Regions from separate parts of the Homo sapiens genome. Here regions 2 and 3 are each linked to region 1. Evidence: chromatin contacts called from ENCODE Hi-C data. All regions are on one chromosome and are shown on one strand. Each heading gives the region's core, a stretch centred on a gene start or an enhancer-like site at or near the end of the contact. The rest is flanking DNA. Distances are from core to core; before and after follow the strand shown. Region 1 has its middle 180 kb from the start of LINC00882. Region 2 has its middle 250 kb from the start of CBLB. Region 3 overlaps LOC105374027 (a long non-coding RNA gene).

Region 1 (3,555 bases), core at 757-3,256:
GGGGAAAAAGTGTGAGGAGTTGCGAACAGGAGCAGAGAGAATAAGACCCCAAACATTGTTAAAGTCCATGGCAACTTCATCTTAAGGACTATTATCCCCACCTGAGTCAGAATGAGTTGGCATTGGCCCATAGCTACAAGTTATCTCCAGGGGGTAAAATTCCAGTGCAGAATAACCTATAAATACTGTGGCATCGCAGCTAGAGAGAAAACAGATTGATGTAGTCCTAGTTTGGAGGTCAATTGGCTCAGTAACTGTTAGAAGCAGCCAACAGTTAAAGACACAAATATTACACGGTTGGAGATAAAGTTCCAAAAAGAACAAATTGATTCATTTTGTACCACGAACTCAACTCAAAGTAAAGCCCTACTTCGCTTTTTAAGATATATTTTGTAAGGTTTTCATTTTTTGTTTTATGTTATTATCCTGTTATGACTTATTAATGGCTATCATTTGCTATAGTGAAATCGTATTGAGACTTTTCACTCAAATGCTCTAAATAATTAATCTATTTTCAAGAACGCTTTATAAATGCATTGTTATTTAATTATCTTATTTAATTTCATGTTTAAATAATGCTCTGGTATATATGAATCAATGGCCACATCTTAAAAGACATACCTGTATCCAATATTCAATAAAAGAAAAGGAAATTTAGCAGGAAAATGAATGATTTGTGTGTCTAACACCACCATTTAAACAACCTGAAACTCACGGCAACATTTGTCCCTTAGGTTCAAGGATGTATCCGAGGGTAGTCATGAAAATTCAATTCTTAACGCTGACTTGCTGTGCTCTCACAGGATTCTTTTCCTAGTTAGAGTTACAACATTTTTCCTTAGGAAATGAGACAATGCATTTTGAAGTTCTCTAAGGTTAGGAAGAGATTAGGGAAGAAACATTTGCAGTCCATATATAGATTCTAAATACCCATAGAATGATGATTTTCCTAATTTTCTAACAAATATTTCTTATATTATGGAGCTAAAAGCTACATTTTTAAGGGAGAATTGAGAATAAGGAGAAATGGTAAGGTACATTTGTGGGAAGAAACGCATTTAATTCAGTCTCTCCCTTTCAAAAACAGAAAGGGAAACAGCAATCAACACAACATATGGAGTATCTGTTTTTCGATAAAAATGCCAGGTAAAGAGGTCTTATTTAAATCCACACAGACAGTATTATCCTCCCCTTCTGAAGATTGTTTTTCCCCAGGCACAAAAGGTCAGGCATATTGTTGAGTCTGTTACCCAAAGACCCGAGTAACAGTGACATCTAGTGGTGCACGGTGATATAGGACGTAGAAACGCAAACGCTTGCTGAGAGCCCAGAGCAAAAAACCCTAGAAGGAAGCTGCTAAATTTAAAGTTTCCTGATTTCTGTGGCAACAAAATTGTATTCTAATGTAATCAGTTACTCCTGTCTCACAGGGAATGATATTGTTCTGGGTCAACATTTGGGACATGGAAAAGTCACTTCGTATTCACTGCTGGGGAAATGAGGAAACCTATAGTCAAATCCCACCACTTTGGTTTTGGAATTGGAAATGTAACAATATTGCTGGGATTTTTTTTTAAAGAGCATCATCAATCTGACCACAAAAGGTTATGCTCCTCAGACAGGAGAAAGGCAACTGAATACGCTTGTAAATGCCAATCCTAAAAATCTATCCAAAGATATTAAATTTCTCATTTTTAAATTTTATTTCTCTACAGACTATTTTCTCGTGTCTAAAAAAGAGGCCATCTCAGGCCGCTCTGTAGCAGCTCAAACTCTGGCACTCAGCCCATTGCCTTAGACCTACTGGCTACACCGTTCTGCCCTTCTCTGCTGCAGGTGCCAGCCACAGCATCCTTTTGTCTGGTTGCCAAATCAGTAATCTCTCTTGGCATCTGCCTTTTCTACCCCCTTCCCCCATTCTCCCCCTCCATCAAGAAATCTAATTCCAAGTTGGCAGGCAGAAGGTCAGAAATCTTTGAAAGCCTCAGCTTCCACCGCCCACTCTCGAGTCTCGCCTCTGTGCATTCTGCCAAATGCCAACTTGCTTTTCTCCCTCCTCCATAACATCCTGTATCTCTGGAACGCTGAGGTTGTCACCTGAATCTTGCCCTCACATCTGCTTCCTTCCCCTCCCTCGGCAGCAGGGCCCTCTTTCATTAGTAACATCCTGCCGCGTCTCCCCAAGGCTCAGCACATCTTGTCATCCGTCCCTGGCATACACAGTCTCTTCCTAGTTATCAACTTTGGGACTCGCCTCCATCAGAGGTATCTGGAGACCAGAGCTGGCCCAGAGCAACTGGGGAAGGCAAGCTGACGGCCCCCTGAAATCCACATAATTGCATCTTTGAAAAGTGGGCCACATGACAGCAAAGAACTGAAAACTAGTGTGACAGAGAAGACAAAAGACAAAAATCACACCCAACTCCAATAGATGACAGTTTTGTTTCTTTGTTTACATTTTGAAGTGACATGTTCAGGGAGACTTTAGAATAGTCTTTTAGGGAAAAAAAATTAATATCTTGCATGATTTGTTCACTATGAAAGAATTTTTTAAAACACATGCACTAGGAATTTTATATCATTTTTTAGTTTTAAAAAGATGACCATGTCAGTGTTTCATTTTGAAGCTACGAATTGCATATAAATTATATCAACAAAAATAGGATTCTCATCTCAATTGTTTCTAACCTCTTGTAACCACTGTGCCATCCTTATTGCTTCTCTCTAAAAATAGCAAAGTCGGAGCTAACTTAAAAAGAAGTAATAAGAAAAAGACAGCAGTAGAAAAGCTGAAAAGAAATTAAAGGCAAGTATTACCTCTCATAAATATCCACTAAGCAGAAGCTGAACAAATTAACTTCAAAACCATTGAAACTAGGGAAATACCCTCTTGCAGCAAGTCAGAAGATGAAAAAAATCACTAGTAAGAAAACGTGAAGTTAGATAAAGTCTTTTTTTTTTTTGAGATGGAGTCTCACTCTTGTCACCCAGGCTGGAGTGCAAAGGCGTGATCTCAGCTCACTGCAACCTCCGCCTCCTAGGTTCAAGTGATTCTCTTGCCTTAGCCTCCCAAGTAGCTGGGTTAACAGGCGTCCGCCACCACGCCTGGCTAATTTTTGTATTTTTGTAGAGACAGGGTTGCACCATGTTGGCCAGAATGGTCTTGAACTCCTGACCTCAGATGATCCACCCGCCTCGGCCTCCCAAAGTGCTGGGATTACAGGCGTGAGCCACCGTGCCCGGCCATAGATAAAAGTCTTTAAAATGCACTTTAGAGATATTATTACTGCCGTGTTGCTCTGTTTCACATGTAGCATAGTGTTAAGACTCTTCACAAAATTGTTTAAACTGGGTTATTATATGAAAATCATTTAGAGCCACCTAATTCTTTAACTTATGATGAAACAGAAGTCCAAAGATTAAGTTTTGTTTTGTTTTGTTTTTTTTGCAATAGCAAAGCAGAAACCAGAACCTAACTTTCCAATTCCCAATCCTGTATTATATGCACACCTATGTAGCATTTTTAAATATTAAAAAATATGATTGCATTGAATA
Region 2 (3,555 bases), core at 414-2,913, 940 kb before region 1:
ATCCAAGTGTCACTGAGGAGTTACCCATGCTGACAAACAGCTACACACATTTCTGTAGCTCTGCCCATAATGCTTTTTGAATGGGGCACCAAGCAACTTACTTGATAAAGTAGTAATAGCAGCAGACGCTGCAAAGTGCCTAGATATGTTCTTCCTAGTACACAATTTACAAGGCCAGGTCTTAAATGAGATAGAATGATACAAAGGTAAGACTGGAAAAGCCTTTACTGGTCATGAATCATAACCTCTTTACCTATCCTGCCATTCTACAGGTGAGAAGACCAGGAAGTTTCAGTGACTTGCCCAGTGGCAAATAATGGCAAAACTAAGACTTACGTCCAGATTTCTAGTTTTAAGCCCTTGTTCTTTCATACACACCATACGGTCACATAAAATGACTTTTAAAATGCTGGCCGACTATTCTAAAGTAGACAGAAAATTATCAAACTACCATAGAAGTGCAATCTATGTGACCTTTGGGAACTGATTCCCATAAGCCAAGAGTGTGATGACTAAGGCATTCAAAAACACGGAGGAGCTGCAGGAAATGGGCTGTGATTCATTTAGTGGGTCCCTGTGACAATCTATTCCCAAGTTGTCTTTATGGTCAGCTAGAAAGTGAGCCAAACCTGGACCCCTCTGCGGTCTCTACAAATCATAGAGTACAGCACAATTTACCCTTCCAAAGTGGGTCCTAGTTGAGCAATAGTTTAGAATTCCTTTCTGATTCAATTTTGGAGAATGACCTCTAACTGACCTAAATTCTCCTGAAGCCTAAAATTGTATGTAGTTTCCATCTTCTTTTGCTACCCTAAATTATGAAGCTCTTCTGCACAGCTGTTTAAAAAGTTGGATTCTATACAGAGTTATCAGGGACTATTTGTACATTAAATGGGTTTTTTTATGTTTAAATATAACCGGCATGCATATGAAGGGTTCAATATCTGTTTATGAGTTCATACAATCAAAACATGTTTTATGAAATGTATTTGATGTTAAATGCCACTTTGTATAAGTGTGTTATTATTTGCCATCAGAAAAAAAGGATGTAAAAATGCCATATGGAAGCAAGAGACTAAATTTTTTTTATAATTATATTTTACTTAATCCCCAAATCGGGGCACCTGGTAAGTAAATATTAATACGTGCAACCTGGACCCCCAAAAGATCCAGATCTCATGATTGTCAGAAACTTGGGGAAACTAAGTTCTCTTAAGAAGATCTATTAGTTCCTCAAAGTCCTTATTGTGGAAATGATTAGAATTCTCTTAATTTTTTCCCTGAGTATTTTTTGAAACTTTTACATCTATTAGACCTTGGTTTTTGCAAATATTTGACAATCTTTCAAATCTAATAGCACATAAAAAGCAATAAACAAACATAGGTTGAATAAGTGAGGAAAGCAGGAGTTTATCTGGTAGACAATAAGAGGGCCAGTGGGGGGCCTTAATATAAGTTTGTTGGGGGACATTTATCCATAGGTAGTTCTTGCATCTGCCTATTTTCTGAACAAAGGTATTGATAGCTTTGTTCCTTATTGTCTTTTCAAGGATGTTTGTATGGTAAATAGCCTTGGAAAAGAGAGAGTGTATGTGTCTCTGTCTAGGGCAGAGGGAAGATTTGTTTTCTCTCCAAGATAATAAAGATAATGTTTCCCTCCAGGATAAAAGTTGGGCAGGTTGACTAGCTGGTCTTTCGGGAGATTGAGATTTTCTTAACCTAGGATTCCTAAGGTGTGACACGTATTTACTATGTGTACAGCATTTCCTCGAGCCATTCTGCATTACCCCCTGGGACTTTGGAGGCAAGGGGGACTAATGGGAACATATAATTATGCCCTCTGTCTCTGACCCAAGGGTCTCATGCCATCTACTAGTATCTATGAAACTGTGGCAAGCTAACATACTAGCTTGAAAGCAGAGTAAAACCTCAGACTTTTCATAGTTCTTATTTACAGGTGATACTAACATTCAAATGCTACATTTCCACATCTTACCTATGAGACCTACCTTAGCAATCTAAACTGAGTGCTTCTATAAGGAGCCACAATAGCTAGAAAAAGAAACAGGATTAAAAATGATGAAGGTGCTCTACCTCCTGGTCAACTATGGTAATATTTCAATTTAAGACCCTGTCCTATATTTCACACTTTCATCAAGGCCATATATAAATGTTAGAGTGACACTGATGGTGATCTTGAAAGGGAATGAGAGAGACATTTCCCATATAAATGTTGCCATGGGCACAACAATTCTATTCTCTGCTTTCCTAAACTCTGGGTGTTCTTTCAGTGGCTTCCAGCACCCATTGACATTTCCTGTCCAGAACTATAATTTTATCTTGCCATTCTGGCTCTTTTGTCATAAATGTTAAAACTTTTCTGAATACAGTTAGTAAGATATATCAAAGAACGTTAATTTATAGGTTAAAATCTAAGCTCAAAAACACCAAGCCCTATTTTGCCTTTCCTGGTATTAGAAGATGGGGAACTTCTCTGTTTCTTACAATAATACAGATTTGATTGTAAGGATAAATGCACAGGAGCAGTTGGATACAGATATATAATTGAAATGAATAAGTTACTTAGAGAAAATGCTTGAACTATGCTGTCGATAGGCTAGCCACTAGTCATGTATGGCTACAGAGTACTTGAAATGTGGCTACTCCAAATTGTCATGTTGTAAGTGTAAAGACACTGATTTTGAAGACCGATTACCAAACAAAATGTAAATACTCATTAATATATTTTTATATTGATTTCATGTTGAAATGATAATACTTTAGATATGTTGGGTTAAATAAAATACAATATTAAAATGATTTTTGTTTCTTTTTTACCTTTTTTTCATGGCTACTAGAAAACTTAAAAATTATATATATGATTTTTTTTGTATTCTATTTCTATTGGACGCTGCTGTGCTGGACTATTCCTTGCCATCTACCTTAGTGATATAAACTGAGTGGGGCTATAAGAAATCTTAGGGCTGATCCAATAGTTATAAACTAAATCATGTCAACTGTTAAACAATTGATGAAAGACTTAAATCACTTGAGGACTTTCAAATAGAGTGCAGTTTCTTTAGGGCAAAGGTCATTATATTAATAGATTGTCATAACTTTCCTTTTCCCTACTGACGATTAGTATCTCACTTAGCTTAATAATTTTTGTGAGTTGAATGAATAATAAGAAACTCCAGGAAAAAGAAAACCTACAAGTGTGGCGTTTTGGAATATGAGGAGATTGTACATATTAATTCCAAACAGGATGCCTGCATATTCTATTACTTCTCTTAGCCGTCATTTGTAGTCTTCATTTCAGACAGCAGCCTTACGGTGCAATTTATCTATCCATAGATCTTTCTGGTTTTTTTTTAAGAAATCTAAGCTGGGAATGCTTGTTTTTTCTCATGCATATTCACTTCTTTTAGAACACATAGGATAGTAATGGGGGTTAATTAAAGTGAGAATCACTTGTGCACAGATAAGTAAGTTAATAGATTCATAAGCAAAAAAAAAATTTTTTTTCTTAAGATTGTGACCTTATAAAGTCATTCA
Region 3 (3,555 bases), core at 337-2,836, 880 kb before region 1:
CTCTTAAATGCTACAACTACGAATGAGTAGGTAGTAGTATCATTTATACTTTCCCAATGCGGAAAAGGAAACTTAAAGGCATATTTAAGGTCACAAATCTAATTAAGTAGCAGAGCTTGAACTCAAACTCAAAGTTAATCTAGGGGGGTTGAATTTAAGGGAGTTATCATTAAATACATCAATACAAAAAAAATTCCAATATTCTCTCTCTAAGGTTGCATAACTCCCTGTGGCTTCCATAGGCTATTTGGAAACAAATGTGAATATACATGGTTTCTTTCTGTCTATTCTTTGGCTAGTTAGAGGTTTCAGCAGTTCTTACCTGCTTATACAAAAGGCAGACAGATACAATTACAAGGGCGGTTTGAAATAAGTCCAGAATCTTCCTACCCACTGACCATGCAGAATCCAAACCCTTAATATGCATAATGAAGGCATTACTTCACTTTACTTTGTAATTTCTCCTAAAACGCACACAAACCATTACCTCATTCAAAATGGCTTGGATTGAAATAGCTGATTTAAACTGATGTTTAAATCTTAGAACGAAGCCAGGCTGCTGTCTGTGTAAGAGGCTGCACTGCCTTATTACTGTTTTATTTTGATTATATCAGCAAGTGAGAATCAATAGGTCAGACAGGACCTGTGAATTGATGTTTATTCATATGCATGCCTTCCAGCTGAATGTGATTAGAAATGATAGTGTCATTATGTAAGTGCTAATAGTACCTAAAATGTTTGAATGCTCACTACGTACTGAGCACTAGTGTACATGCTCTACATGGATTACTTCAAAACAACCCTATGGGCAGGGACGGTTATTGACCCCATTTTACAGGTGAGGTTAATATCACTTTGCCCAAGGGTCGGCACCTAGCAATTGGCAGTGCCATGCAGGCATTTTTACTTCAGAGTTAGCTCTAAACATCTAAATAGTCTTGGCATGAAATTCTATTATTATTGGAGGTCAAAGGGCATGACTACATTGTAAGCAGTACAATGGAATTGTTTTGGAACCTGAAGTCTCAGCTTCAATTTCTAGTGCACCATTTATCAATCGGTGTCCTTGGGCTAATTACCTCATTTGCTAGTGGAAGATAATAGCATTACCTACCTCACAGGTTGGTATGAGGTGGATAAATTAATTCATATGAAACATTTTAGCATAATGACTAAAAAATAATAAGTACTCAGTTATTATTATGTGAGTTACCTAACTGGCTCCATGAGTTGATTCAGGCTCTAAAAATAGGCAACAGATGCATTAGGCAGCTTTGATTGCTTTCTGTAACTTGACATAGCAGCTTTACGTTACTCAATGATTTAGTACAATTTAACATTTGTAGAGCTCCTTTCTCACAAAGATAATTGATCTCACCAATCATCAGCCAACTTGTGAACTGGCTCAGAATGAGAAAACCCATAAATTTCAGATGCAGAAACAGGCAAGCAGTGAAAATTCTTGCCTCAGGACACACTTGAATTCAAGGAGATTTGAGGATTAGCACCAAGGCATGTTATCTAACCAGAGAAAACACATCTCTTCTGAAAGTTCCTGATAGCCTGAGGACTCAAGGAATCAGACACCCAATGACTCCAGAGAGAAGGAAATGACACCTGAGAAAGAAAATGACACCTGAGAAAGAAAATCTGGCTAGTCTTAGATCTTGACACAGACTCTTGTTTGATGCTGGATATGTTCCAACTACATTAAAGTTCTCTACACTAGACTTGCTCAATTGTCTTGGCAGACTCTGCCATAGATGAGACATCAAGTAATCCATGCTGAGTAGAGAGAAGAAAAACAGTAACTGTAACAGACTAGGTTTCATTAACCCAAGGGTTCTAAGAAAAAAAAAAAACGTTGTAGAAAGCTTCCTTTTTGTGGCAATCTAACAAATTTTAGAAGAGAACTTTTTTATTAACTTATTTTTTGCCAACTGCATTATAATATGTAAGCTGACAGCTATATTTTTATAAAAATAAATTCGTATGTGCATTTTTATGGTACATGGGCTTCAATGGCAAGATGCTTCATTAGGCTGCTAATCTTATCCATCTCACTGGGTCTAGCCTCCCTCCCATCTCCCACCTCCCCTAGATCTATACGCACCTCCTTCTTTACTCCCCCAACTAAAAACACTTGTTAATATCACTTCACTGGGAACTGAAACAATGAGTTCAGTTTCATGAGTTAGCTGAGATAAATGTGGTGGGAAAATTTTTCTTTCTAAGTAATTTAAAGATATAGATACATTCACATATATATTCTTTGATTTATTTTGAAAGAAGTTAGAAAATAGGAGATCATCAAATATATAAACTTAATAGTTCAGTTTTCACTTAAAAAGTTAAAAAAAAAAAAGAAAAAGCCATTTTGTAGTAATCAAGACATTTTTGAGGATAGGACTTGGGCAGAGAGAGTACAGTGGTATTCTATAATCTGTGGTTTCTCTTTCTGTAGTTTCAGTTACCCATGGTTAGTTGCGGGTTTAAAAGTAGGTGAGTATATTACAAAAAGATATTTTCAGAAAGAGTGAGAGAAACCACATTCACATCACCCTTACTGCAGTATATTAATTGTTCCATTTTATGATTAGCTATTGTTATTCATCTCTGTGTCTAATTTATAAAAGAAACTTTATCATAGGTATATATGGGTAGGAAAACACATAGTATATGTAGGGTTTAGTACTAACCATGGGTTTAGGCTCTCAGAACCTATCCTCCATATAGGGGGATTACTGCATGCTACATGCTTGGATGGGATTTCCAATCTCATTTTCTAGTTTAACTCTAACCTTTCTGTCGCATTAGGGTGGAATGTTCTTCTCTAAAACACATGAAGTAAATGAATGCTTGGTAAAGATGTTCATGTTTAATTATAACTGGAAGTCAGACCTGTCTTAGGCAACATAATGATCAAGGTGAAGTTCATCCCTGCTGGCTTCCCATCTACTTCTGCCAGAGCCACTTCTTCCTTCTGACCCTCCCTTTGTCTTCCTGCCATCCCTGATTCTTGTCAAGGGGATAAAGTGTCGGGCAAAGCAAGCTTAAGGGTTTTGCCTTTCAAAGGAGATTTCTTCAAATTTAGAAAATGAAAACATTTTTCAGGAGGGGACCACTAAACCATGAAACTATATAGCTTGGGCATCAGCAATTTAAGTTTGAAATAAAACAGTGTTTAAATTTCAGTTTTGACACTTCTGGGTTTTATAACCATGGGTAAATGACTTCAATCTCTTTTGAATTCTTTGTCTGAAAAGAAATAGGAATAGCAATAGTAGCTATCTCTGTTGAGAGTTGAGAATACGGGGAAACTAGGTATGATGCCTATTTAACCCATAACAAAACGTCAATAGTCAGTAAGGCTGATAATTTGCAGAAAGAGTATCTGACTTGTACCCCTTTAAATAATAACATTTGGGACCACAAAAGTCACTTGCTGGTGAGACTGCCCACCATACCAGTTATAGATTGTCATAACTTCAAGGAATCTTAGAGGTCAGCCACTTCAAGGTACTTAGAAAAAGGTACCTGGCTTATCAGCCAGAT

Evidence for each region. Hi-C counts contacts between places; a loop is a spot of excess contacts on that map. Pooled maps may share reads with other maps.
Region 2: a loop to region 1 is called in a map of chondrocyte, with 2.0 times the contacts of the local background. The contact joins two enhancer-like sites. A Hi-C loop is called at or near these places in 1 of 168 maps with a recorded cell type or tissue (chondrocyte) and 5 of 50 pooled maps.
Region 3: a loop to region 1 is called in a map with no recorded cell type, with 7 times the contacts of the local background. The contact joins two enhancer-like sites. A Hi-C loop is called at or near these places in 2 of 37 single-sample maps with no recorded cell type and 4 of 50 pooled maps.

The regions. Positions count from the first base shown.
Region 1 is chr3:107,063,370-107,066,924 of GRCh38, forward strand. No RefSeq gene overlaps it. Among named protein-coding and RNA genes, the nearest start is that of LINC00882, 180 kb to the right of the region's middle. Within about 2 kb of position 2,007, at least 5 of the 41 ENCODE cell types and tissues checked have a DNase peak (open chromatin) inside an H3K27ac peak, as active enhancers do.
Region 2 is chr3:106,119,993-106,123,547 of GRCh38, forward strand. No RefSeq gene overlaps it. Among named protein-coding and RNA genes, the nearest start is that of CBLB, 250 kb to the left of the region's middle. Within about 2 kb of position 1,664, at least 2 of the 41 ENCODE cell types and tissues checked have a DNase peak (open chromatin) inside an H3K27ac peak, as active enhancers do.
Region 3 is chr3:106,182,570-106,186,124 of GRCh38, forward strand. The region is part of intron 2 of LOC105374027 (a long non-coding RNA gene); the gene reads left to right. Among named protein-coding and RNA genes, the nearest start is that of CBLB, 320 kb to the left of the region's middle. RefSeq lists an enhancer at 1,837-1,886. Within about 2 kb of position 1,587, at least 3 of the 41 ENCODE cell types and tissues checked have a DNase peak (open chromatin) inside an H3K27ac peak, as active enhancers do.